Regions from separate parts of the Mus musculus genome. Here region 2 is linked to region 1. The links are chromatin contacts, found by Hi-C in ENCODE. All regions are on one chromosome and are shown on one strand. Each heading gives the region's core, a stretch centred on a gene start or an enhancer-like site at or near the end of the contact. The rest is flanking DNA. Distances are from core to core; before and after follow the strand shown.

The links. A loop is a pair of places that touch in the nucleus more often than their neighbours do.
Region 2: a map of T-helper 2 cell shows a loop between it and region 1 (26-fold over the local background). The contact joins two enhancer-like sites. A Hi-C loop is called at or near these places in 3 of 37 maps with a recorded cell type or tissue (T-helper 17 cell and T-helper 2 cell).

What each region holds. Positions count from the first base shown.
Region 1 is chr16:10,951,718-10,958,911 of GRCm38, forward strand. No RefSeq gene overlaps it. Among named protein-coding and RNA genes, the nearest start is that of Litaf, 38 kb to the right of the region's middle. Within about 2 kb of position 5,823, at least 1 of the 3 ENCODE cell types and tissues checked has a DNase peak (open chromatin) inside an H3K27ac peak, as active enhancers do.
Region 2 is chr16:32,593,310-32,599,693 of GRCm38, forward strand. No RefSeq gene overlaps it. Among named protein-coding and RNA genes, the nearest start is that of Tfrc, 12 kb to the right of the region's middle. Within about 2 kb of position 4,924, at least 1 of the 3 ENCODE cell types and tissues checked has a DNase peak (open chromatin) inside an H3K27ac peak, as active enhancers do.

The DNA.
Region 1 (7,194 bases), core at 4,573-7,072:
CACTGAGTCAGGTCCCCAGCATTCCTGTGCAGAGCCAGGGACATCCCATGGGAAAGGTCACCAGCAGAGGGCCCTCGAGCTGCGGGAGCCTGGTGGGCCTGCCTTATGAAATGCTGCTTGTCTGTTATCTTTGGGAAGAAAGGAGCAGGAAGGCTCTGTCCCTTTTCCATTGACTGTTCAATGAACTGTATGACCTTTGAAAACCTGCTTTCTTTCTTCCTTTCTTTCTTTTTTTTTTCCTCTTTCTCTTTCCTTTTCTTTTCTTTTCTCTCCTTTTCTTTTTGAGACAGGGTTTCTCTACAACACAGCCCTGCTGTCCTAGGGCTGACTCTGTAAACCAGACTGGCCCCAAACCCACAGAGATGCCTTTGCCTCTGCCTCCCAAGTACTGGGATTAAAGGTGTGCACAGTCACTGCCTGTCAAAAACAAGTTTCATGATCTCTTTGTGTTTATTCATTCACAGGCAAAAACCAAAGGGCTGAAAATGATAAGCGAAGTGTTTCCTCCCTGTGTTCAATGGAGAACAAAGGCCAGAGAGGAGTCAGAAGCAGGAGCTGTCACGTGAGGAGCCTAGCATGGCCCAGACTCTGGAGACAGATGGTGCAGTCAGCAGACACAGTAGACCAGCAAGCACCCTGCTCACAGGAGAGGGCAGAGATTTACACAAAAGCAATACAACTCATAGCAAGCAACTATGTGCTCCTCTACAGGCATACAACTATCTTAGGTACCAGCATGTCACTTGTAAGCATTTACCCACAAGAGGAGAAAGCACACAAGGGGCCAGCCAAATGACCCAGCTTGTAAAGGTGCTTGCCACCAAACCTGATGACCTGAGTTCAGTCCGCAGGACCCACACGATGGAAGGAAAGAAGTGGCTCGTACTCTGTCTAAGCCTCTATATGTACACCATGGTACATGTGCGCCTACACAGTCACACACCCAATAAATGAACGGGGGCGGGGGGGAAGACACACAACTTCATTCTGTATGGATGTCCACAGCTGCTTTTTTTTTTACTCAGAGTTAGAAACAACACAAACAGCCCTCAAAAAGAACCTAGATAGACAGGTTGGGTAATCCATGAAGTGGAATACTATACAACAATAAAAAGGTGCAAGGTCTAAGGATTGACATCATAGTCCACAATCTCAGGAAGGGAGGGCTCACCTGGACATGTATCAGTAACTTAACTCTGAGCATTGCAGTATTTACCTCTGTTAATTAAGTAAGGAGACTTGCCAAACAGCTGCAGTGTGTAGCCAGCCCACACTGTCCTAACTACTGCTCTGATGTGGGGTGCTGGGAAAACTCTTAATGACAGGCTGACACCCACAAACATACCAGTGAACCCTTACTCATTGCCAGCTGATAGACTTTCCCAATCAGAGGTCAGGTTCCTGATCCTGCTGGAACCAAGGCCTCAGGCCAGCTGAGAGACGGCAGCAGGCAGGAAGGCAAACTCACAGCCCATGACTCCTCACTGCAAGGTGGGCTGGAGAAGCTCCGCCTCCTCTTCCGTCTCTATGGGACACTTCCAGGTGCCCAGTACTCCTGGTGTTGCGGGCTCTCCATGTTACATGGGGAGGGGGTCTAGGCATGGACAGTCACCAAGTGCTGAATGCAAGCCAGGAGAAAGGCATAGAAAAATCCCTCCTCCTTCCTCCCATAAAAAGTTCTCCGCAGGGGCACATACATGAAGAGGATGCGCTGCTTAAGACTCCTGTTTCCTTCCTAATGCTAAGTCTTTCAAAAGAGCTTGAACTGCCAGCCTGATCCTTGGCTGTCTTTCACTGTCCCAGGCTATGCACTCTGACCTCAAGAAGCCACTGGCACTGTGTACTCAAGCTCAGAAAGCAGCACATGGTTTCTATCCAAAGCCCCACTGTCCTTCCCCAGGAGTGGGCTCTGGACCAGAACACTCCGGTCGGGGCTCCCACCAGGTCCCTGGATGGGCGTGTGTACAGCACATGTGTCGGCACAGCCACACTGGGTAGTTTGGCAAGCTCATTTATTTTGGAGGGCTCTCTTTTGGTTTTGAGATGGGGGGTCTCACTACAGGTCAGGCTAGCCTGAAAATCCTGATCTTTCTGCCTCCACCTCTGATGTTCAGGAATGATAGGTGTGCCTCACCAAGCCCCACTTGATCAGCTTGTTAATGATAATTTCCATCTGCAAATGCGCCCGCCCACCCACCATCACCCAGAATTTCAAAAGAATATAAGAAGGGCACTAAGCTATGTCGGATCAGGTGTAGTCGATGCTGCTTGCCTAGCGTGCGTGAAGTTCTGGGTTCTGTGCCCAGCACTAGATAAAGGCTAGTGAGCATGTCTGTAATGACAGCAGCGGGGAGGTGGAGGCTTATGTTATCCTGAGATGTAGTGAATCTGAGGACAGCTGGGGCTACGCGAGACCCTCTCAAAACAAACAAAATACTGTGAAGCCATCATTTACCAGCAAATGGAATGTGCATATTCGTTTCCTTCTGGGCAGCACATACAGAGAGCAGCAGGTCCTAAAAAGCACAAGCCTGTCAAAGATAAAGAGACTGCCACTAACACACGAGTGATAGATAAGGCTCACTCAGACTGTGGAATACTACACAGCAGTGAAAAGGAAGAAAGCAATGTTCAAGTTACAACACACATTAACCTCAAAAGTGTTTAAAAAAAAGTCAGGACACACAGGGAAGCCCGGGTAGCATTTGACTGTTTACATGAAATATCCTGAATAAGTAAATCTACAGAGACAAGAAACAGATTGGCTGTGGGTGGGTGGGGTCACACACTACTCAAAGGTTCAGAGTTCCTTTCTGGGGAGATAAACTATTAACAACCCTGCAAACATACTCAAAATCATGCATTGTGTTGAGGGGCTTGTGGCTCACGCCTGTCATTCCAGTACTTAGAAGGCAGAAGTAGATGGATCAGGAATTTGGGGGCAGCCTGAGCCACATAAGACCCTGTCTCAAAAAACAAAACCAAAATGTATCACACACCTCAGGTGAGTTATGTGGAGTGTGAATAAACTCAGTCTCTGTAAAGATGAACTCCACTCCCACAAAAAAAAAAAAAAAAAAAAAAAGAATTCTTACCTCTAGTAAGAGGTAAGCTCTAGTAGGGGCTGTTGACAGTTCCTCCCTCCCTCCCTTCCTCTCCCCCTCCCTCCCTTCCTTTCTCTCCCTTTCCTTCCTCTCTCCTCCCTCCTTTCCTTTCCTTTCCTTTCCTTTCCTTTCCTTTCCTTTCCTTTCCTTTCCTTTCCTTTCCTTTCCTTTCCTTTCCTTTCCTTTCGACAGGGTTCCAAGTGGCCCACGACAACTCTATTTTCTATATAGCTAAGGGTAGCCTTGAACTTATGACAGGTGTGGTGCTGAGACTGCATATGCGGGATAAGCTCCCCACCAACTGAGCTCCATCCCAGATATGTTCTGTGCACTTCAGGTTGTCTTAGGCACATGGCCTCTCACATCTGCTTTCTCTTTGCTCCGTGCTTTTGAGGCTCACCCACACCATGGGTGTGGGCACTTTTTTCCTTTTTTAGGACATAACATGTGTTTAACCGTAAGCTCAGGCCAGCCAGGGATACAAATCCTGAGTGTGGGAGGACTGGCTGTGGGCCCTGCGCTTTGCTGGAGCTCTAGAGTGATTTTTGTGCCTAATAGGCACTGAGAGTCATGTTGGAAAAACATATACATGTGTGTGTGCATGTGTGTGTGTGTGTGTGTGTGTGTTTTAAGCACAGCTGGTGTGAGACTATTGGGTGGAGACCAAGGAGGCTGCTGAACATCCTACAGCTCACAGCCCCCACAGAAGGATGTGGCCAGGGTCGTGATGTATTCTAAGTCCTGGGTGAATTTTAGACCTGAGGTCCCTCTGCTGTGAACAGTTCCAACATTGCTACCCAGCATGCACAGCCTCCTCAAGCCCCCTTGCTTTATTTGTAAGTGCCACCGAAGGCTGCCTTTCATCCCGGGTTCTCAGCAGGAGTAAAGGGATCTCAGTGTGCATTTATAAGCAAGACTGCCATCATTGCCGGGCGTGGTGGCACACATGCCTTTGATCCCAGCACTTGGGAGGCAGAAGCAGGTGGATTTCTGAGTTCGAGGCCAGCCTGTTCTGCAAAGTGAGTTCCAGGACAGCCAGGGCTACACAGAGAAACCCTGTCTCAAGAAACAAAACAACAACAACAACAAAAAGACTGCCATCGTCAAGAACTAGGGGGATGTGATGGCATTATTTTTGGACGCCTTTTTATTGCATTTAGTTTTTGTAATTGTGAGTTTCTGCCATGGTGCGTGTGTGAAGCTCAGAGGACAACTTGTAGGAGTTGAGCTCTCCTTCTACCATGTGGGACCAGGATACAGAACTGAGGCTGTCTGGCACAAAAGCCTTTCATGTCCAAGGCTGTGACCTGGATGATCCATACCTTGTGAACACTATCCCAGGCCCGACAGAAGTCAACCATGAAGGGCTGGACATCCGTTCAGTGACAGAGTACTTGGCTAGCATGTTTGGGGCCCTGGTTCCATCTCTAGCACACATAAACTGGGCAACTAGTGCTTGCTTGTATCCCGGCACTAGGGAGGTGGGGCAGGAAGATCAGAAATTCAAGGTCATTATTGGCTACATAGCCACATAAAAGTTCATGGCCAACACGGGCTATAGAACTCTCAAAAAGAAAGGAAAGGAAAAAATATAAATAAACAAACAATAAGTAAATAGAAAACGGAAAAGGACATCAAAAGGGAGTGTAACTGACCAAAACTGACCTAAATCTTCAGGAGGTCATCCATGTACTGTAACGCCCAAGCCCAGGTCAGTATGTCATCGTACTGGGCGGAGAGACAGCTCAGCTCCTCGGCTGTTAAAGGAGGAAGGCTTGTTACCATATATAGGCATTTCCCCTTCTAATTACTAAAACAATACAATGAAAGCATTTCTGTGCTAGCCAGCCCACACTGGTCATGCTGCTAGAGGGATTTGGGGTCCCCGCAGGTTCCATGTACAAAAGCTTCCTGCTGCTGAGAGAGCATTCACCTGGCCTAGCGAGTCTTCCCCACGATGCCTTGTCCTGGCTGGGACTCCAGGCAAGACTGAATGGCTGGAAGTAGGGAAAGCCAGGTAGGAGCGTGCTTAAGCATCCTTCAGTGCCCATGTTAGCAAGGTACTGTATCTTAGCAGCTTCTCTCAAGGGGGCTTGGCCTGCAGATCCATCCCTTCCTCTACACAGAAACAGAGAGATACACACAAACACACTCACAACTGTCTTAGGTGGAGGCCTGCACTGATTCACTGCTGCCGGGCACAGGGCAAGCAACACACAAAATAAGAGCGCACCAACCTAGAACGGCAGCAGAAGAGAGAATGCTACACCCAATCATCCACACAGTGTGACACGGGACGCACCCTGCCATTATGCTTCAGTGGCCACAAACAGCTGGTCCTAGGCTGGCAGCTGGTGAGCTGGCCATGTCACTGTTATCGGAGATACAGCTCTGCCACACACACTCACACACACACACACACACACACACACACACACACACACACACCAAGCTCCCACAGCACAGAGCTACACTGTCCATTTTAGAAAAGCTTATATAACAAACCCTCCACTCCAGCCACACCCAAACCCCTACATGCATACACTCAGGAAGACACACAAAAAGACCCCTCAGCCAGATATGCACTCTTGGCTGTCTTAGATTGAGGCCTATGGAGGGAGAGCCGATGCCCAACCACCACCTCCCAGTTGGCATGGGATACACATTCTTCCTACTGCTTTAGTTTCAGACACTTACACAAAATGCAAATTACAGCTTAGGGAAGCAGCCTCAAGTTCCCCCGCCCCCAGCAGTCATGCTGCCCTTTTGTGCATTCTGGAGTCTTTCTGAGTGGGTGCCTCTCATCCCAGTGCTGGGTTGGGGGAGGGCAGGGAGGGTGAAGGCACCCCTGGAGCTCCCCATCTCCCTGAACTGTGTACCCTGACCTGGTTCCAAACCAAAACAGAACAGAAAAACCAATAAATGGCCAAATCAAGGGCTCAAGATGTCACAGTGTTACTAAAATTCCTTCCAGCAAGGACATAAGCAAATTCTACCTCTCTCATCCCAAGGTCGAAATAACAAGTCCAGGCCAAGTTCTGCCCAAGTTCACTCAGGGCATGAATGAGTTTACTGGAACTCCTTAGAGAATGCAGGTGAGGGGTCTGTTGCAGGGGTGTGATGCTCCTCCCCCATGAGGTTGCAAAGGAAAGTCAGTACCAAGCAGTGGTGGTTTTCCCCACAGCCACACTGGAGCTGCCTCTCTCAGCTCAGCTGAGTCTACTCAGCTCTTCAGACCTCTGGAGGCTACATGCAAACAGGGAGTGCCTGGAGTCAGGTGAAGGTCCCATGACCCTCTCCATCCCTCCACGGGGGAGCGGGGGTACACAGACAACAAGCTCAGCAAGGAGGACCTCTTGCAAACAAGTGCAGCTGGACTCCCTAGCAGGGCAGGTGTTTGGTCTGGTCCCGTACCTAGAGCCTGAGAGGCCATGGATTCAATCCCTAGTAGTAAAGAACTGGCATGAGGGAGTGAGGAAAAGGCAGAGATCCTGAGAAAGAAGCTTCCACACCCAGACCATTTTGCAAGTCAAAAGCAGTGGTGGCCCAGGAGCAGGGACTACTGATGGCCACTCACTTCCCGTACACCCTCACCGCACACCCTCGCCGCAGCAGGGACTACTGATGGCCACTCACTTCCGTACACCCTCACCGCACACCCTCGCCGCAGCAGGGACTACTGATGGCCACTCACTTCCCGTACACCCTCACCGCACACCCTCGCCGCAGCTTCCTGCATTGCCCTCCCAGCTTCTCTACCAACAGGCTCACCAGGAAACATCCACCCCTCCATGTACTGGGGCAATGGGCACCAAGGCCAGCCATGTTCAAAGTCCCTTCTTGAGAGTTTGTACAGAGTCCCCACACAGCCTCCATCCTGTTTGGGGGTGTGGTGGGAGGAAGCCTTGGATGTACGGTGACTGTTAGCCAGCTAGCAGAGTCTGCCTAGGTAGATCTGGGGACCTGAGAGGCCAGCTAGACTAGCATACTTGTCTATCCCCCAAGACACAGTGGCAGGAGTCTAAATTCACAAAAGCACGTGGGCACCTGGCAATTTACTCCAAGTAATCTATATCTTGCAGTCCTCCAC
Region 2 (6,384 bases), core at 3,674-6,173, about 22 Mb after region 1:
GGGCACAAGGTAGACCCAGATGAGTATCTCTAAGGCAATTAGATAACTTAAAATGGGCTCCCAAGCTGGGCTCCTTTGGTCCCATAGCTGCCTTGAATACCTTCATGACTGCGGGGGTGGGAGTTGGAGGTAGATGCTAAAGTCCTCACAGACTGCCTCAGCCTCCTCCTCAGACCATAGCCTGGTGTCCTGCAGAGTGAATCCATCACACAACACAAGCCAGGCCAAACCAATGTCCTCACACTTCTCAAGAAGTGGTTGAAGAATCAAAACAGGATGCGCGAATGTTTCATTTCCTTGTGAAAAGTTGGAACTCTTCCCATGAGAGTGAAGATACTGGGCTCTGTTGGATGTTAAACACTAGCAGCCTCCAAAGTCTCTTCCTTCAGAGCTTTCTGGCCTGAAGTAGTGGTTTCCCAGAGAGCTTGCTTGATTGGAGCTCAGGCCCACAAGAGTTTCATTTTAGGAACACTTACTGAAAACCTAGAGACGGCTATGGGGAGAGGCCCCAGGGCTGTAAAGGCTCTCCCCTGTATCTGCAAAGCAGAGAAGCAGAGGGCACAGGGTGCAGGAGCATCAGCGTTGAGAAGGAGGAAGAAGAACCTTGCAATACCCTGGAACAATACACCTTGACCAACGCAGGAACAATCTACCTTGCGGGTTAAGGGTTCTGTGTGCAGTTAAGGCAGTTAAGGATATGTTGTTCATTTGTCCTGTGCTTGTTTGACCCATCTGCTCTGGGTTTGCTTGAACACACGTGGGCAGGAGGTACGTGTACAGGAAATAGGTCAGGATGTATGCTTTCCCCTGACTGGAGCTGATGAGAAATGTGGTGAAGTATGGGGTTTGCCTTTTAAGTCTCTGCAAAACTCATGGCCTTTTTCTGAGAGCCTCAGAGAGCTCTCCTCCTGGCCAGTATTAAACCTTACTTCAAACTTGGCTTAAATTTGTGGTAGTGGTCTTATTCTCGCCCTGTGGGATGAACAGATGCTGGGCTGGGTTTTTTCGTTTTTGCTTTTGGTTTTGGTTTTTTTGGTGGGTTGAATTTGGTGGGTCACCCAGGCACCTGAGAATAAGACTCTGAAATTTAGAGAAAGCACACAAATACATACTTATACATGAGGAGAGAGAGAGAGAGAGAGAGAGAGAGAGAGAGAGATCTGACCCTCAGCTCATCACATAATTAGATAATGCTTGGTAATTGTAGACCTCAGAGCTAGTTTGTTTCTACAAAAGCTCTTAGAAGGGGGTAATTATAGAAGATTTTAGTGGTCCTTCTATGTTGTCCATTTGTCTATGACGTCTAATCCTAAAACAAGACTATGTCTCTTAATATTCCAAATGCTTCGATCGCTGGACAAGAAAGGTGCACGTGGGAAAGACCTCTCCCCTGCAAGCACTTGATGGATCCATCATCAGAGAGAGCTCAAGGGTTACTCTGGAGAAACTCTTTGTTACTTAGTTTCAACGTGGCCTGCTGCACAGCGGACACCTGATACTTTATCAAAACACCAGTGAAAAGAGGAAAAGAATGGGGACATGAGCTATGAAGGCGCAGCCAATCTTAGTCATAGAATCTCTTCTGTGAACAAGTGGAAAATCAGAGGCATCCCTGAGACAGGAAGTAGGGGGCAGACAGATGGTCTCAGAGCAAACTCAGACTTCACGATGAAGCACTACAGTCTCTGGTACTGCATAGGTGCCCTCTGCGGCTCAGGTCTCAATATAGATTTGCACCCAGCCCAGTGACTGTGCTTACCATCTGGCCAAGACCAAGGCTGCATCCCCTCTCCCTCCAAAACTAACTGCCCAGAGACATTCAGATGGGCTGGAGTGGTATCTACAGGTACAGTTCTTGAGAAAGTTCTGGGTGGGTCAGAAACATCCTGATTAGAGCCACCGTGACGGGATGATCTATCCCGTCTATCCTAGGCAAGAGTTGATTGATGATAAGTTCCAGCACCCACCCTCCCTGCCTTCGTGAGCTTGCTTAGGATCAGACAAGTAGAAAGGGGGAAGTAGGCCCAGTCTATTGCCACACTCAACAGAACTTTCACCCGACTCCCAATCAAGGTTCCCTAAATGTGCACTTCAGGACCCTTCCCTTCGTGTCTTGTGACTATGGAAGTGGGCAGCGGGAGGGGAGTTAGGCAAGATAGTAATTTTTGTCTCTTTCCTAGCAGGATTTGTTTCTTTGTTTGCAATTGTGACATTGATAGTATTTGCTTTAGAAACATCCTACTCTTGCTCTAGCCTGCTCAGGGTCCATCTACAGGAGCGTCCCAGAGCAGAGCAGTGAGGGCTGGCTAGTCCCCAGCCCGCAGCCTTTTCCAGGACACTTGGTGGAGTTCCCAGGTCGTTCCTCTGGTTTATAGTTTCAGAAACTCCATTTTATTAGTTCATTCAAGGTTATCAAGTAATCTGTACCCAAGGGCACAGAACACAGATTTACAAGGCCAGTTCATGAGTTTGTACCAAGCAAGAGAACCAGTGTGTTCTTCAGAATGGGATCTAGTGTCTTCTCAGGAGGGGAAGTCCTCACAAGAATTAGGACAGGTGGGTTGCTGGGTAATTTTAGACTCCCAGCAAAGGTACTGAGTGTTTTTGAGGCTGTTTTATTTAACTTTGAGTGGGATGGCCACCAAAAATTGTCAGTGTCTGTACTGGCTAGTTTTGTGTCAACTTGACACAGCTGGGGTTATCACAGAGAAAGGAGCTTCAGTTGAGGAAATGCCTCCATGAGATCCAACTCTAAGGCATTTTCTCAATTAGTGATCAAGGGGGAAAGGCCCTTTGTGGGTGGGACCATCTCTGGGCTGGTAGTCTTGGGTTCCATAAGAGAGCAGGCTGAGCAAGCCAGGAGAGGCAAGCCAGTAAAGAACATCCCTCCATGGCCTCTGCATCAGCTCCTGCTCCCTGGCCTGCTTGAGTTCCAGTCCTGACTTCCTTTGGTGATGAACAGCAGTATGGAAGTGTAAGCCGAATAAACCCTTTCCTCCCCAACTTGCTTCTTGGTCATGATGTTTGTGCAGGAATAGAAACCCTGACTAAGACAAATTGGTACCAGCATAGTGGGGTATTCCTGAGACAACCTGACCATGTTTTGGGGAGGACTGTGGAAGGACTTTGGAACTTTGGTCTTGAAGATCCATTCATTGTTAAGAGCTCTGTGGGATGTTGTGTAGGAGCTTGGAAGATAATGTTGATAACAGTGCAGAAGATGGAGGCCTGGCTTGTGAAATTTCAGAGGGAAAATTAAAGACTCTTTTCAGGGCCATTGCTGTTTTGATTGTGAAGATTCTGTAGTTCTGGTTAGCTGGGGCTGAAGAATCAGCTGTGATTAACAAGATACCAGAACTACCAAAGCAAAAACTGCATTACTGGAACTATTGATGCTGGTTAGCTGGAGCTAAGAAATTAGCGGTGATTAAGAAGAGACCAGCATCATTGAGGTGAAATCTTCTGGGAAGTGTTTTCTGAGAGCACAGTGGCTGTGTTCCAGATATAGCCAAAGTTGTACCTTGTGCTGTGGCTGGACTTGGTAATGTGTAAGGGTCACGCAGGTGGTACTGGTTTTGAAGGCATGAAGGAGTTGAGCAGAGCAGCTGAGGCTTGGCACTGTGAGAGGCCATGGAAGGCCATTGGTGAAAGTCCAGCCTCAGTTGCAATTGATGGCCCAGGACTGAAGGGGTCATGCAGTGTTTTGGAGATGCCAGTACCATGAGATGACCACCAAGAGCAGCAGCAGCAGTGGAGTCCAGGCATCTGGAGCCTAGAGAATGACGTGTGTGCTACAAAGGGCATGGCTGGAGAAGTGACCCAAGCCCTTGGAGGAGCCCAGAAGATTGTGAGTTGGATCCCAGACATTGGATGGTTAGAGATTGACTTTTGCTTTTGATTGTGACTATGCTCTGATATTTTCCCTCTTGAAGGAAGAAACTATTTTAGTGGAGCCCACAGTTAAGAGATTTTTAATTGTAAAAAGACTTTGGATTTTAGAAGATATTGGACATTTTAAAGGGATTGACTTTTAATATTAAAGACTGTGGGACTTTTAATGTTGTTTAGATCTTGGGGGTGAATAAGAAATTAAGGGTTGAGGCTTACTAGTGATGTGTTTGTGTGTCAAGTTGACAAGGGGTCAATTGTACTGGCTAGTTTTGTGTCAACTTGACACAGCTGGGGTTATCACAGAGAAAGGAGCTTCAGTTGAGGAAATGCCTCCATGAGATCCAACTCTAAGGCATTTTCTCAATTAGTGATCAAGGGGGAAAGGCCCTTTGTGGGTGGGACCATCTCTGGGCTGGTAGTCTTGGGTTCCATAAGAGAGCAGGCTGAGCAAGCCAGGAGAGGCAAGCCAGTAAAGAACATCCCTCCATGGCCTCTGCATCAGCTCCTGCTCCCTGGCCTGCTTGAGTTCCAGTCCTGACTTCCTTTGGTGATGAACAGCAGTATGGAAGTGTAAGCCGAATAAACCCTTTCCTCCCCAACTTGCTTCTTGGTCATGATGTTTGTGCAGGAATAGAAACCCTGACTAAGACAGTGTCATCGAAAAAATTTAAGACTAATTTTTAGACTAATAGGCCACATAGCTGGGGTGGGGGGGAAGCTACCAGGCAGATATCATGCCAGCTGGCCACACAGCTTGCCCTGTCTGTGAGGAGAATGGAGACAGTTAATGTGATTTCCTCCCCTGCAGCCCTGTGCTGCAGCTCAGCAGCCCTGGCACCACCTCGCTGTTAGAAATGCAAAGTCATCCCCCACACCCTTGACCTTCCAAAGCAGAATCTGCGTTTTTAAAAAGGCCAGAGCCTTCCATGCACATTAAAGTTTAAGAAGTGCTGGGCTAGAATCAGGCTCCCTACAGAAAGGCACTTTCCCCCTCCCTACTGCAGGGTAGTCTGCTGCTATAATGTCAGCGTGAGATCTCCATCTTAGCCACAGTGGCTATGGGGCTCAGCAAAATGGGCTTCTTTCCCAGAATCTCCTCTGTCCAGCTCTCAATGCTGTCACCGCTCACTCTGAACTCCTGGAGTTGACTTTATTACAGAAGCCAAGGGTCCTCTTCAAATGCTCCAGTTCCTCACTGAAACCAGTGTGCCTGTGTGTGTGCCTGTGTGTGTGTGTGTGTGTGTGCCTGTGTGTGTGTGCCTGTGTGTGTGTGTGTCTGTGTGTGTGTGCCTGTGTGTGTGCCTGTGTGTGTGTGTGCCTGTGTGTGTGTGTGTGTGTGCCTGTGTGTGTGTGCCTGTGTGTGTGTGTGCCTGTGTGTGTGTGCCTGTGTGTGTGTGTCTGTGTGTGTGTGTGTCTGTGTGTGTGTGCCTGTGTGTGTGCCTGTGTGTGTGTGTGTGTGCCTGTGTGTGTGTGCCTGTGTGTGTGTATCTGTGTGTGCCTGTGTGTGTGCCTGTGTGTGTGTGTGCCTGTGTGTGTGTGTGTGCCTGTGTGTGTGTGTGCGCCTGTGTGTGTGTGTGCCTGTGTGTGTGTGCCTGTGTGTGCCTCTGTGTGTGTGTGTGTGTGTGTGTGTGTGTGTGTGTGTGTGTGTGTAAGACAGGCACTTACTCTGTAGCCCTGTCCTGGGCTAAATTGTAGACCAGACTAGCCTTGAACTCACAGAGCTCTGCCTCTGCCTTCCTGGGATTAAAGGTTTGTGCCACTTCACTGGGCTCTGAAGCAGTAATCATTTACTTATTTAATCTATCTGTTTATTTTTTAAGGGTGACTTATCTTTTATTTTTGTGCATCGGTGTTTTGTCTGCATTTATGCCTGTGTGAGCGTGTGAGACATTAAAGAATCTTAAACTTGGGTTCTGCTATTAAAAGCAGTGCCACTTGTAGCCAATTATTTTGTCATCTTCATCCATAAAATGGGTACAATACCTGAGGCTAAATAAGATGACAGAGACCTAAGTACCAGCTCTGAACCTGGAGAGTTTAGGGACTCTGTTAACATGAAGTGACTCTGAGGACTGAATCCCAGCCATGGAATACAACTCTTCTGACATTTAGGATGCCCTTGACATAAACCAAAGGAAGCCAGGCCAGCCCTCCCAGATGTGACCACCAAAAATTGGCCTCCTTGAACACATTTCCATGTGGAAATGAAACTCTGGGCAGAACCGGTTACCAGAGGGAAATTTTGTCTACTATGTGTATTAGGCCAAGGAAACCAAAAATTTTCTGATGATTCAGTATTTTTCCTGCATATTGAATTTGCTTACTTGGGATTTTTATTTCTGGTCTTCTTATAATTCTCCTTATCCTTCTTCTTCTTCTTCTTCCTTTTCCTATAATAACTTTAATTGAACTCAGATAGTCAGGATTGGCACCAGGCTCCTTTACCTACTGAGATAGTCTGCTGAGCCAAGGAGCTTCTTTTACACAGTTGTT